2 separate regions of the Homo sapiens genome follow, and region 2 is linked to region 1. Evidence: chromatin contacts called from ENCODE Hi-C or POLR2A ChIA-PET data. All regions are on one chromosome and are shown on one strand. The core of a region is the stretch at or near the end of the contact, and the rest is flanking DNA. Distances in the headings are between cores, read along the strand shown.

Region 1 (5,501 bases), core at 2,245-4,744:
CCAATTCCCTTCCCCCTGTGCTTTCCCTCCACCATATCACTGGTGTCTCGACCCCACCCCCCCAGGCCCCCTAAACTCCTCAGCCACAGCCCCTCCCTCTGCTGGCTGTGCTCTCAGCTGTGCTAGGCAAAGTCCAAGGTGTGGGGTCCAGGTAGAGCTGAGCTTTCCCCAAAAGGTCAACAGAAGCAAAGTCTGGCCTGAGCAAACAGACTTTGATCGATAGCTCCACAACCACAGCCCCCTCCAGCCGGCCTGGCTCTACCAATACCAAGGGGTTTCAGCCCTTTTGAGGGAGAAGCAAGACTTGCCCTCTCTCCATACCAGAGGTTCTGCCCCAGAAGAGAAGCTCGAAGATGTCCTCCCAGCTGTCCCGCTGCATCATGGCAAAGTGTTCAAACACAGCCGACAGGGAGCTGCCTTCACACTCCTCCTGACTGGGCTGGTGCTGGAACTGGTACTCCCAGTACTGTTTCCCTGAGGAGCAGGGTGGTGGGCATTAGGAGGGCTGGGCCAGGGCAAGACTGGAGATCCCAGAGGCTGTTGAAGTTAGGATCTCCCAGCATGAGGTGGGGGTCAGGGGTGGGCACATGCTGAGGCCTGTCCCCAGTGAAATGTGAAAGGAATCCAAGACTGCTCCACTGCCTGCTCAGTCTCCCACCACCCCCTGAGTACCCTTGAAGAAGTAGACCCGCTCCCGGCCACTGTAGCTATGGGCAGGGAGGGCCAAGGCTGCATCCACGTTGTCCGGGATGCCATCGAAGCCGTCAGAGATATTTCGGGGGTAATCAGGGTCCAGGACACCATCCTCAAAGCGCCAGTACTGACTACCCTAAGAGGTGGGGAAAGTGAAAAGGGGTATGGAGGCCGCTGGCTGGGCACAGAGGCAGAGTCCCTTGCCCTAAGGCAGCCGTTCCCAGGTCCAGGTTCACTGCCCAGGACCTGGAGTCTTGGGGCTGCCCTGTGCTCACAGAGCTCCCACCAGGTCCTGCAGGGCCCTGGGTCCAGCTTCCCTGTCCACCCTGTCCCTGGGAGCAATAGCTCTCAAACCCTCCCTAGATGCTTTCTACCCTGGCCCACAGCCCCTGGCACCTTGAAGAGGTAGGTCTTCCCCTGACAGTTGATGCGGGTGAAGGCGGCATCGATGGGGCCCTCGATGCCCCAGACATCTCGGATGAGCTTGGGGTACCCAGGCCTCACTGCCTTTTCGTCCAGTTCATAGCAGTACTGCCCTAGAGTGGAGGAGATGGTGTGAGAGCAGGGACGCTCCTGGGGCAGACCCGCATCCCCAGTACCTGCCCTGGATTCACCTCGGAAGGCAAAGAGGGAACCGTTCTTGAGGTCGGTGAAGGCGTCGAAGGGCTTCCCACTGCACAGCTCCTCCTCTGCTGGGGGCTGAGGTCTCCCTGGATGAAGGGTCTCAGGCCTTGAGTCTATCCCCTCAGGCTTAGAGGCGCCCACCTCAGGCGCAGGGGCCTCTTCCTCAGGTTTCAGAACAGGTGTCTGCTCAGGATTCCCTTTGGACTGGGCCTGGAGGTCAGAGGTCAGGGAGGGGCCCCCCACCTGTTCATGGACAGTGGCATTGTTTTTCTCCTCGCCATCGTCATAGACCGTGTACTCATCCTCCGGCATAGTGAACACATCCCCGCGAGTCACTGCAGAGAGTGGATGGTAGTGAGTCTCCAGCAGCAGGGGGCACCCCAGCCCACCCACCTGGGCTCTGAACACACCTTGGGGCTTGCACTCAGCCGTATAGTCTGTGCAGCAGCTCTGGTAGTAAGAGCAGAGCTCGTCACACTGGCACTTCTTGTCCACGTTGAAGCCCTCAGTGCAGCGGCCCTTGCATGACTCTATGAGGAAGGAGTGTCAGTCGGTGCCACCAAGCCCAGACCACCCTCGCCCTCCCTACATTGACCCAGATGGCCACCAACACTCCCCTGTACCTTGGTCAGCCAGAGCAACCCATGCCAGCAGGGCCAGTATGAGAAGGGGTCTCAGGGGTGCCATGGCAGGGCTTCTAGCTCAGTGCCTGGCAAGCTGGGCTCTGGTCTCCCTGAAGTCTCCGCTCTGATGCCTGAGGAAGGGAGGGAGAGGCAGAGACAGGGAAGGAGGGCACTGGAGAAGAGGAACTGCCTTTTCTGCTGCTCTGTTTGCTCAACCTCCAGCCCATCCCCTCTGCCCCCTCCAGCGGCTGCTGCAGCAAAGGTCACATTCCTGGAACACTGGGCCTGGGCGAGCTGGGAGATAAGACCTTTGCCAAGCTCAGAATCATTAGGTCATCGGAAGGGGAATTAGCACCGTGGATCTGGAGGGCAGAAAGAAGGCTCATTGGGCAACAGCTTTATCTCTCTGAGTCTTAGTTCATTTTCAGTAAAATAGGATTAACAAAGCCTTGCTTCATGGGGTGTTGGGAGATTACATGAACTGGACCAGACAAAATGCCCAGTAGCTGGAGCAGCCACAAATTCCTTCTCCAAACATAGCTATTGATCCATGATTGTTTGATCAGACACATCCCTGGCTGGGTGCTCATTCGCCATTATTTATTTAGGGCAGGAAAAAGGGAGTGGGAGGAGAGATTGTAAGCACTCTGGGGAATTTTATTTTTTAGCATAAAAGAACAAAGTTTCATTTCTGGGTTCTTCTCTTGGGTGCATCAATCTCCCCAGGCTGGAAATTTGGGTAAATATCAACCCACTGGACTGGATTTAATTTCTGAGTCTTTTCTGAGCAGGCCACTCCCTGTCCCCAGGCTCAGTCTCCCCATCTGTAAAGAGTGGGCTTGTTCAACACACTTTTAGACTCTCGAGAGAAATATGATCCCTCTACCTGGAAAATGCCCACTGGCATGAAACACCTGATTTTGTGCCCAATTTCAGGTGTCCACAGAACTTCTGAAATCCTCCCATCACCTGAAAAAAGTGATCCTGAGATTTTAGCTGACTTTTTCTGTTCTGTAATCAGAGGGGACTGTGATTTGGGCCAATTTCTTCCTCATGGGCTTCAGTGGAGTCAGCTGTGGAATGGAACATCAATTCCCACCCCATAGGCATGTTGTGAGGTTTCGCTAAGAAACAGCCATAAAAGGGCCTTAAGAGTTATGATGATTGTTTTAACCATTTAGTAGGGAGGGGGCATCCAGCGGTGTTGCTCCCACGTACCGATGTCACGTGGGGCGGGGAGGCGGGGCGGAGAACGGAGAGCGTCCTCTCATTCTCCACCCCCTTCCTCCAAGTCCAGCGCAGGGGGAGGTGGCTGCGACTGACTGAGGGGCTAGGGAAGGCTGGCCAGGGGCGTGGGCGTGGCTGGGGACGGCTTGGGGGTGGGGCTGCGCAGGAGGCTGGAGGAGCCCCGCGGGACCCAGAGGCGGGGCGTCGGCCCGGGGACCACTGCTCCTCCGGGGCGTGGCTGCAGGAGGCTGGAGGAGCCCCGCGGGACCCAGAGGCGGGGCGTCGGCCGGGGACCGCTGCTCCTCCGGGGCGTGGCTGCTGCCGAGCATCTCCCAGCTCAGCCGAGCCCGTGCCCAGGCCACGCTTTGTTCCAGCCGCCGCCTCCTCTACCCTACGGCGTCCGGAGCCATCCCTCGCCTGCTCGCTCTCTCCTTTCGCCCACTCCCTGCATCTGGGCCTGCATCACCTTTGCCAACCGCTCCCCCGATCCTGCCGACACTCCTCCCCCAAACTTCTGACCGGCACCCTTGCCTGGTACCCTTCTCTCCATTCCTCCCCCTCCATCTTCTTTCCCCGACCCCTCTCGGGTCCCTCTTTTCCCAAAACCCGGGTCTCTCCGCGTGGCCCCGCCTCCAGGCCGGGGATGTCCCCCGCGGCCCCGCGCCCATGGTCCTGACGCTGCTTCTCTCCGCCTACAAGCTGTGTCGCTTCTTCGCCATGTCGGGCCCACGGCCGGGCGCCGAGCGGCTGGCGGTGCCTGGGCCAGATGGGGGCGGTGGCACGGGCCCATGGTGGGCTGCGGGTGGCCGCGGGCCCCGCGAAGTGTCGCCGGGGGCAGGCACCGAGGTGCAGGACGCCCTGGAGCGCGCGCTGCCGGAGCTGCAGCAGGCCTTGTCCGCGCTGAAGCAGGCGGGCGGCGCGCGGGCCGTGGGCGCCGGCCTGGCCGAGGTCTTCCAACTGGTGGAGGAGGCCTGGCTGCTGCCGGCCGTGGGCCGCGAGGTAGCCCAGGGTCTGTGCGACGCCATCCGCCTCGATGGCGGCCTCGACCTGCTGTTGCGGCTGCTGCAGGCGCCGGAGTTGGAGACGCGTGTGCAGGCCGCGCGCCTGCTGGAGCAGATCCTGGTGGCTGAGAACCGGTGAGCGCGCCAGGCCGGGGTTGGGAGAGCGCCGCGTGGTGTGGACAGTTAAGCGCCTGCGTTCCCGTGTGCCTTGCGCCGTGCCTTTGCCTCCCTCACCTCTCTGACTGCCTGCACTACATCTCTGTTAGGGGTCAGCCTGTCTGTTTCACAGATAAGGAAACTGAGCCTTGGGAAAGTTTAGTGACTTGCTCAGTGGATCACAGTGAACTAAGATTTGCTCCCAGGGCTAGTGGGGTGAGGAATGGAGTTACAGGACAGGAGTCCGTCCCTGGCTCTATGGATGGAGATGGCATCCTATTGCCAATTCTCCCTCTCCCCCGCCCCCCAAGCCCACAGCTCTCCTTCCCACCGGCTTGGGTTCCCGTCTATGACACCTTCTCTCGCCATCATCCCATCCCTCTCCCAATGAGAGAAGAAGGGAAACACAACGCTCAGAAAAGAGGGAGGGAGACCTCTCCTTTCCCTCCTCCCCAGGCTGTAAGGCGTGCTGGCCTGAGGCTGCTTACTCCCTTCTTGCCGCCCCAATCCAACTTCTGCTCCATCCTTCATTCTGGTTCTTGCAACAGGCCAGACATGATCTCATTCTGCAGCTGCTGATGGGAAACAGTTTTCTGCTGGGAGGCATGGGTGGGGGAAGAGGACACCGGGGTGCAGAGCCCGGCGGGGACCAGGCAGAGTGTGTGTTCTCTCCCTTCACCCCACTTAGCACCAAGATGCCGCAAGAGGGTCAAACAGAGGCCTGGTTGCCACTCTTGCATGTCTCTTGGGATCTCTCCTGGAGTATGAAGACCTCCAAGGACTCACTTTCCCTCCCTTCTGATGCCAGAGCAGACCAAGCTGTCACACTCCAGTCTCATGCTGAAGTCTCCAGCTTCTCAAGCTTAGAAGAGTTTTTGGAAGAGTCACTTTCAGCTCATGCAGCTCTCACAAGTGTGAAGGGAGTGGGTTGGGGGTGTTTTCCTTGCCATTTTCGAAAAGAAAAAAATTACCTGGTGATTGGTGGAAAGATACAACTGTCAAAAATGCATGAATGAAGCAATTTAGGTTGGGAGACCAAGATAGGGTTCTGCTTATTTGGCAAGCCATTAACCTCCCATCTGACATCCGTTGCCATGATGGGGATAGGCCATGAATTTGGAGGGGGTAGCAAATAAAATATGTGCTCACTGGGTGTGGTGGGGTCAAGGCTGGTAGG
Region 2 (5,501 bases), core at 1,619-4,118, 210 kb after region 1:
GGCCTTAGGGATAGGAGCAGGTTAGGGAGCTGGGTAGTACCTGGGACAGCTGGGGGCACAGTGCGACGCAGGGCAGTGACAGTTGCCATGGCAATCTCCTCTGGGGTATACTTGATGGGACAGGCATGGCCCGGGGTCACCATGTTGGGCTTGAGCAGGGTCCCCTCCAGGTATACATGATGGTCACTCAGGGCCTTGTACACAGCAGCCAAGACCTGGGTGGGGATTAGAGGAGGTTTACTAAGGGTCTGGGCCCCCACTGGTTACTGCTCGATGCTCCCTATGTAGGGGTAGATGGGCACAGACTGTGAGGGCTCAGTACAGGCTCAGATCACAGGCCTGTGCCGGGATGAAGTGAAAAAGTGCTAGGGGAAAGTGTGCCTGGATCTAAGCTGGGGGTTCTGGGGAACAGACACTCCTGCCGAGCTGTCCCTGCAGTATGTTTGTGTGCCCAGGTGTGGACTCACCTTCTCTGTAACATACTGACAACGTTTGAGGTCGTGGTCTCCATCAGGCAATATTTCAGGTTCCACAATAGGCACAATGCCATTCTGCAGGCAAGAGCAGAGATGCTTGGGAGGGGCAGTAGGGGAGATGAAGAAAGCCTTGTGACTCTCTCCCCACCAGGCATACAGGGCACCTAGCTCACCACCCTCCCAACACACACACCTGCTGGCAGATACTGGCATAACGGGCCAGCACGTTGGCGTTCTCCAGAATGGCAAGTGCAGAGGGTGTACGCTCACTGATTTTCAGCACACAGCGCCACTTGGCAAAGTCAGCACCATCCTTCTTGTATTGGGCACAGCGTTCTGAGAGCCCATCCAGCCCTGCAAGCACAGTGCCAACCTCATTACTCTGCCCCTCTTTTACCAGCATCAACTATCTAACACCTCTTTGGTCCTCAAGCCCACCCATCCTATACCTTGAGTGGTGGTTTCTCCATCAGTCCCAGCTAGAGGCACCACACCCTTGTCAACCTGTAGAGGAAGTACAAGCAGAGGGTTGAATCCAGGCAGGATTCTCCTTGCTACCCCTCCTACACAAGCTTATTTTCACACCCAGCTTCCATTCAGAGCAGGGCCAGGGGCTGCACCTTGATGCCCACGACGATGCCCTTATCCTGGATGGTTCGGACGAAGGGAACACCATTATCATCTTTCTGGTAGAGGGTCTCATGGAAGAAAATGACGCCTCCAATGCACTTTTTCACACGGTCATCAGCACTGAACAGGACCTGGCGGTACAGCCGGCGGTTCTCCTCTGTGTTTTCCACCCCAATTTGGCTCAGCCGCTTGGCCATGCTGCCTAGGGGCAAACAAAGAGAGGCAGTGAGAACATCCCCAGGGTCCCCTAGCCACCTGTACCCTACCTGGCTACAGATGTCCACTTACCTACAGACTCATCCGCAGCCAGAATGCCTTTGCCCGGGGCTACAATCCGCAGGGCAATGTCAGACAACTCCTTCTTCTGCTCAGCAGAAAGGGCTGGGTACGAGTGAGGCATGGTGACAGCTCCCTGGAGTGGAGACAAGATAAAAAAGCCAGACCTCACCCTCTGCTGCCTCTCCTGGCCAGATGGGCCAAATGGCCTCCCCATCAAGCAAGGGGCTGGGAACAGGGCAGCAGTCCTTGGCATGAGTCCTGGGCATCAAGTGGCACCAGTCCTTCTGACAGCTAGCAAGCTTAGGGCTCCAGTTCCCACATCTCCTTTTGTCCCTGGTAGGCATCCTTCCCAGCCCTGGGGAAAGATGCAGGGTGGGGGTGGGGAGGTGAGCAGCCCTGAAGCCACAGCTCTTCTGATAAATCTGCTGCCCAATCAAGGATGCCAACCCTTCTTTCACTGAACTTGGTCCCTTGTTGAGGTAGGCAAAAGTCCTGGCCTTTCCAGCTTCCCTTTTCTCATCCTCCACAGGACCCCTAGGGAAAGTGTACTTACTTCCAAGGCTTCAGAATGAGGCAAAAGTACTTATTGCCACCCTCTTCTCTCAGCTTCTAGAGGAAAAGGTTGGAAGAACAGGTAGGGAGTAGGAGTGGCACAAATACCAGTCACAGGCTCCTGCAGCTTCTCCTTTTCTGTACTCCAAACCTGCCTGCCTATGCCTATTGCCTATTCCCACCCAGTACCAGAGGTTGGCCCCAGTGGGGCTGCAGTGATGTAGGAAAGAGGGCCCAGCGGGTCAGCTGTGTTAGTGTGTGGAGACTAGGGCTAGTGACACCTCCGGGTCATCTCTGTGCCCAGGAAGCACTTCACCTGTTTGGCAGGAGGATAGCAATAGGAAGCACTTCAATTCCCCACAACTCAGACACCCAGACGGGAGGGCAGAGGACCAAGGCTGAAAGGAGTAGAGAGCCTGAGAGAGAGATGAGACTGAGGGGAGCTAGTGGTGATGCAGGCTAACCAGTCAGCGGGAGAGACCTAGACCGGGGGGCAGAGAAGGCGGGAGAACTGGAGAGAGGACCTAGCCTAGGAGGAGAGGGAGCAGGCTGAGAAGGAAATGCTCTGGGTAGGAGAGACAGACTCCAAGGAAAAATCCAACAAGTAGAGGAGGATTTGGGATTGGAAAAGCTGAGGTCCAGCTGGGAGAGCTGAAGAGGGATAGAACAGAAGAGGTTGAGCCATGGGGTTTCAAGTACGCGGAAAGGAGCAAAGATGTTAGGAAAGGGTCGAAAGGGCACATCCCGGAGTCCCAGGTAGCAGGACGAGGATGGCAGGGGAAGAGCCAAGGAAATGAAGCGGAGATGTTGAGTGGCTCCCGCCTTGCCTGGCCTTACCTGTGCGCAGCCAGTTAGCAGCCGCAGCCACAAGCACAGCTCGGGTTCTGATCCGCAAACAGATGAGGCTGCAGCCCTGGCTCCCTCTGGTAAATGAGGCTGCGGATGTCGCAGAGCTACGTGACTCCTCCGGGGGCGTGGCCTGCATGCCCCGCCCTGACCACACCCCCTCCCCAGGACTGGTGTCCGGGGCAAGACCACGCCCTCAGAGGCGGGGCGGCGAGGTGGAGTGAGCGCCCCGCCAGGCATCCGTGGCTGTTAGGGACTGCCCTCCCACCTCGGGGAGCCTGGCCATGACCTTGCGTTCATTTCTGCCACAATCCCTTTACCACGTGCCGGGCACTTGCTGGATGCTGGGGATTAAGCTTAGTCTGGTGAAGAGGAGGCACCAGAACAGTAACAACAGGTTGAGTAGGTGGGGCAGAAGCATCTTCAAGGTGCCCAAGTTCAGGGCAGGAAGTAATGAACTGAGCTTCTCTGTCCTCACCCCCATATTTGCCAGGGTATACCCCCGAGGGGGCTGGGGAAAGTAAGAGAATGAAGCCTTTCTGTTTCCTCCAGGCGGTGAGCCAGGGAACAAGCAGTCCAGTGCCCAGAGTTTTGGTGAAAGCAGAGGAAGGGAGGAAGGGCAGGCAGCCTTGGCTTTGGATGCAGCAGGAGGTGGAGAGGGATCTATGGAGGGTGCCCAGGCAGGAGGCCCAAGCTGCTTCTTCCCTGACTTCATCATCCGCCCCCTCTCACCCAAAAAGTAAGATTCCGTAAGCTTGGAGAAATTCATTAAATACACTTTATTTAAATAGCATTTATCTCAGTTGGCTCTATGCCAGTTGGTCTTGGTATTGGGGTAAGGGGGTATTGCAGGTAAAAAGAGGTGAAGCAGATTCTGGCTTTCAGTTTCTTAGCTCAGAAATTCCAGCAATCCCTGTAGTTCTTTGCATCCCCTCACCACCTCTGGAATAGAGAGCAGGGTCTGGGAAGAGAGGCAGAAAACGCAGCTCAGGACCACAGACTTAAGGCCCAGGGCTCCCAGCCCCAGGAGGCAGCCGCTGAATTAGAGGGGAGAAAACAGACACCACAGAGAAGCCTGCAATAGTGATTCAGGCCCAGCTCTCAGCACAGGCTGGGAACCAGATCTGTGCTCATTAGTACCTCCTGGGGCCAGGCCTTGTACCAGGTTCATTAGTGATATCACCTCCCTCCTGCCTATACCTTATAAATATGCTGAACAATGTCATCTAGTTTTTCTAACTCCTTGTCAGAGCGCCGAAGGTTCTCCTCTAGGATATTTCTCTAGAAAGCAAACAGATTTTATAAGTCCTATGCATAAAAGAGCAAACTTGGTAGGACAGGGGAAACATGGCGGGGCATTTGTTAACGATGGTAGGAAATGGCCCTGGAATGGCATGGACATTCTTACATGGCTCTGGAACTTGATCATGAGTTTTTCCTTCTCATTTTTCATCTCCAGGAACATCACTCTCAGTTTGTCCACCTAGAAATATGTCCAGATCAACAGGGGTACAGCCTGGGGTCCCCACCTGCTGTCCAGCTCCTCTGTTAACTCTGAGTCACCTCCTGAGAGAGCCACACTTTCTCCTGGATCCAATTGGTGGCCATAGGCTGGCAGTTGGAGTCCAGCTGGCCTGCCAGGGCCTCCTGGAGCACTTTGGTCTCTGTCTCCGCACGCCGAAGTGAGCGGGTAAGGTGGGTCACCTCCTCTCTAAGGCTCTGGGAATGAGAATGGAGAGGTGTCCAATAGGACATAAGGATAGACAACATGTGGTGAACAAAAGCAAACCATTTCTCATACTTGGGATCCTGGCTGACCAGTAACACAGAAGGCAAAGGCCTGGGCATGATGGTGAACATACTATGAGCTCGCCACTCTTGTCTATCTGTTCTAGGATCTTCTCATTCTGCTGCTGTATCACTTCCTGGAGCTCCTTTTCATTCTGTGAGGGAAAGGGAGGTGAGAAGACACATGAAGAGCTGGTCTCTTCACAGCCCTTGCCAGGAGGTAGGAGAGAGTGCCTGACCCATGCTTAGCCCACATGGGACCAATTGATATCACGCCAATTCTTTCCCCAGGGCCAAGCCAGGCAAGGCACATTTCAGTGTTGGGAGAGCTCTGCTAGAGTTCCTGACTTCTCTCCTGAGTCAGCCTGGGAAGACAGGTCAGCCCATAGCTGACATGTGAAATGTCTGACCCCAGGAAGGGCAAAACTAGGGCAGTGGTTGGAAAATCCCCACCACCCAGATTCCTGGAGAGATAATGGCTCCCAGTGGGCCAGTAGAGCTGCCCCAGTTCTTCATCGCCCCACTTCTAGGTCCCTCCTTCACCTTGTAGCGCAAGCACAAGGCCTGGTTCAGCTTCTCTATGTCTGCTTCTTTTGCCTTCTGGACTTCCTGATGCTGTTCTTCCTGGGCCTGCAGCCTAGCTTGCAGCTCACAACTGAAGGAAGGAAGAATTTAGCAACATTCCTGTCCTCTCAGGGATCAGTTGGACCCTTGGCATAAGAGGATGTCTCACTGTCCCTCTGTCACCAAAACTGCATCCCACTCACATTTTTCGCTGCAGAGTCCTGATGGCTTCTTCTTTAGACTCTTGTAGCAGGGAACAAAGACTCTGAAGCTCAGTAGTCATAATACTCATTTCTGCCAGGCTCTCCTCCATGCCTGGGGTCTCTGAAAGAGAAAGTCCCAGATAGAGGTCTAGCCTTCCAGCCC

Evidence for each region. A loop is a pair of places that touch in the nucleus more often than their neighbours do. ChIA-PET counts read pairs that join two places held with the same protein, here RNA polymerase II (POLR2A). Pooled maps may share reads with other maps.
Region 2: a loop to region 1 is called in a map of naive thymus-derived CD4-positive, alpha-beta T cell, with 2.3 times the contacts of the local background. The contact joins the promoter of ALDOC here to the promoter of SARM1 in region 1. A Hi-C loop is called at or near these places in 1 of 168 maps with a recorded cell type or tissue (naive thymus-derived CD4-positive, alpha-beta T cell) and 7 of 50 pooled maps. POLR2A ChIA-PET finds 5 or more read pairs at or near these places in 4 of 52 experiments (CD4-positive, alpha-beta T cell, HepG2, activated CD4-positive, alpha-beta T cell and 1 more).

The regions. Positions count from the first base shown.
Region 1 is chr17:28,368,200-28,373,700 of GRCh38, forward strand. SARM1 (sterile alpha and TIR motif containing 1) reads left to right here and starts at 3,495. Exons shown (of 9, transcript NM_015077.4): 1 at 3,495-4,303. The coding sequence starts at 3,834. It overlaps VTN (vitronectin), which reads right to left and starts at 2,108. Exons shown (of 8, transcript NM_000638.4): 1 at 1,941-2,108; 2 at 1,728-1,847; 3 at 1,308-1,652; 4 at 1,090-1,229; 5 at 673-829; 6 at 322-474. The coding sequence starts at 2,004. RefSeq lists silencers at 3,228-3,557, 3,878-4,047.
Region 2 is chr17:28,574,027-28,579,527 of GRCh38, forward strand. ALDOC (aldolase, fructose-bisphosphate C) reads right to left here and starts at 2,869. Exons shown (of 9, transcript NM_005165.3): 1 at 2,775-2,869; 2 at 1,395-1,518; 3 at 1,097-1,308; 4 at 926-980; 5 at 670-830; 6 at 468-551; 7 at 41-215. The coding sequence starts at 1,506. SPAG5 (sperm associated antigen 5) reads right to left here. Exons shown (of 24, transcript NM_006461.4): 18 at 5,339-5,459; 19 at 5,115-5,226; 20 at 4,646-4,726; 21 at 4,347-4,502; 22 at 4,192-4,266; 23 at 3,984-4,064; 24 at 3,548-3,744. The coding sequence ends at 3,673. RefSeq lists a silencer at 2,802-3,041 and an enhancer at 3,092-3,271.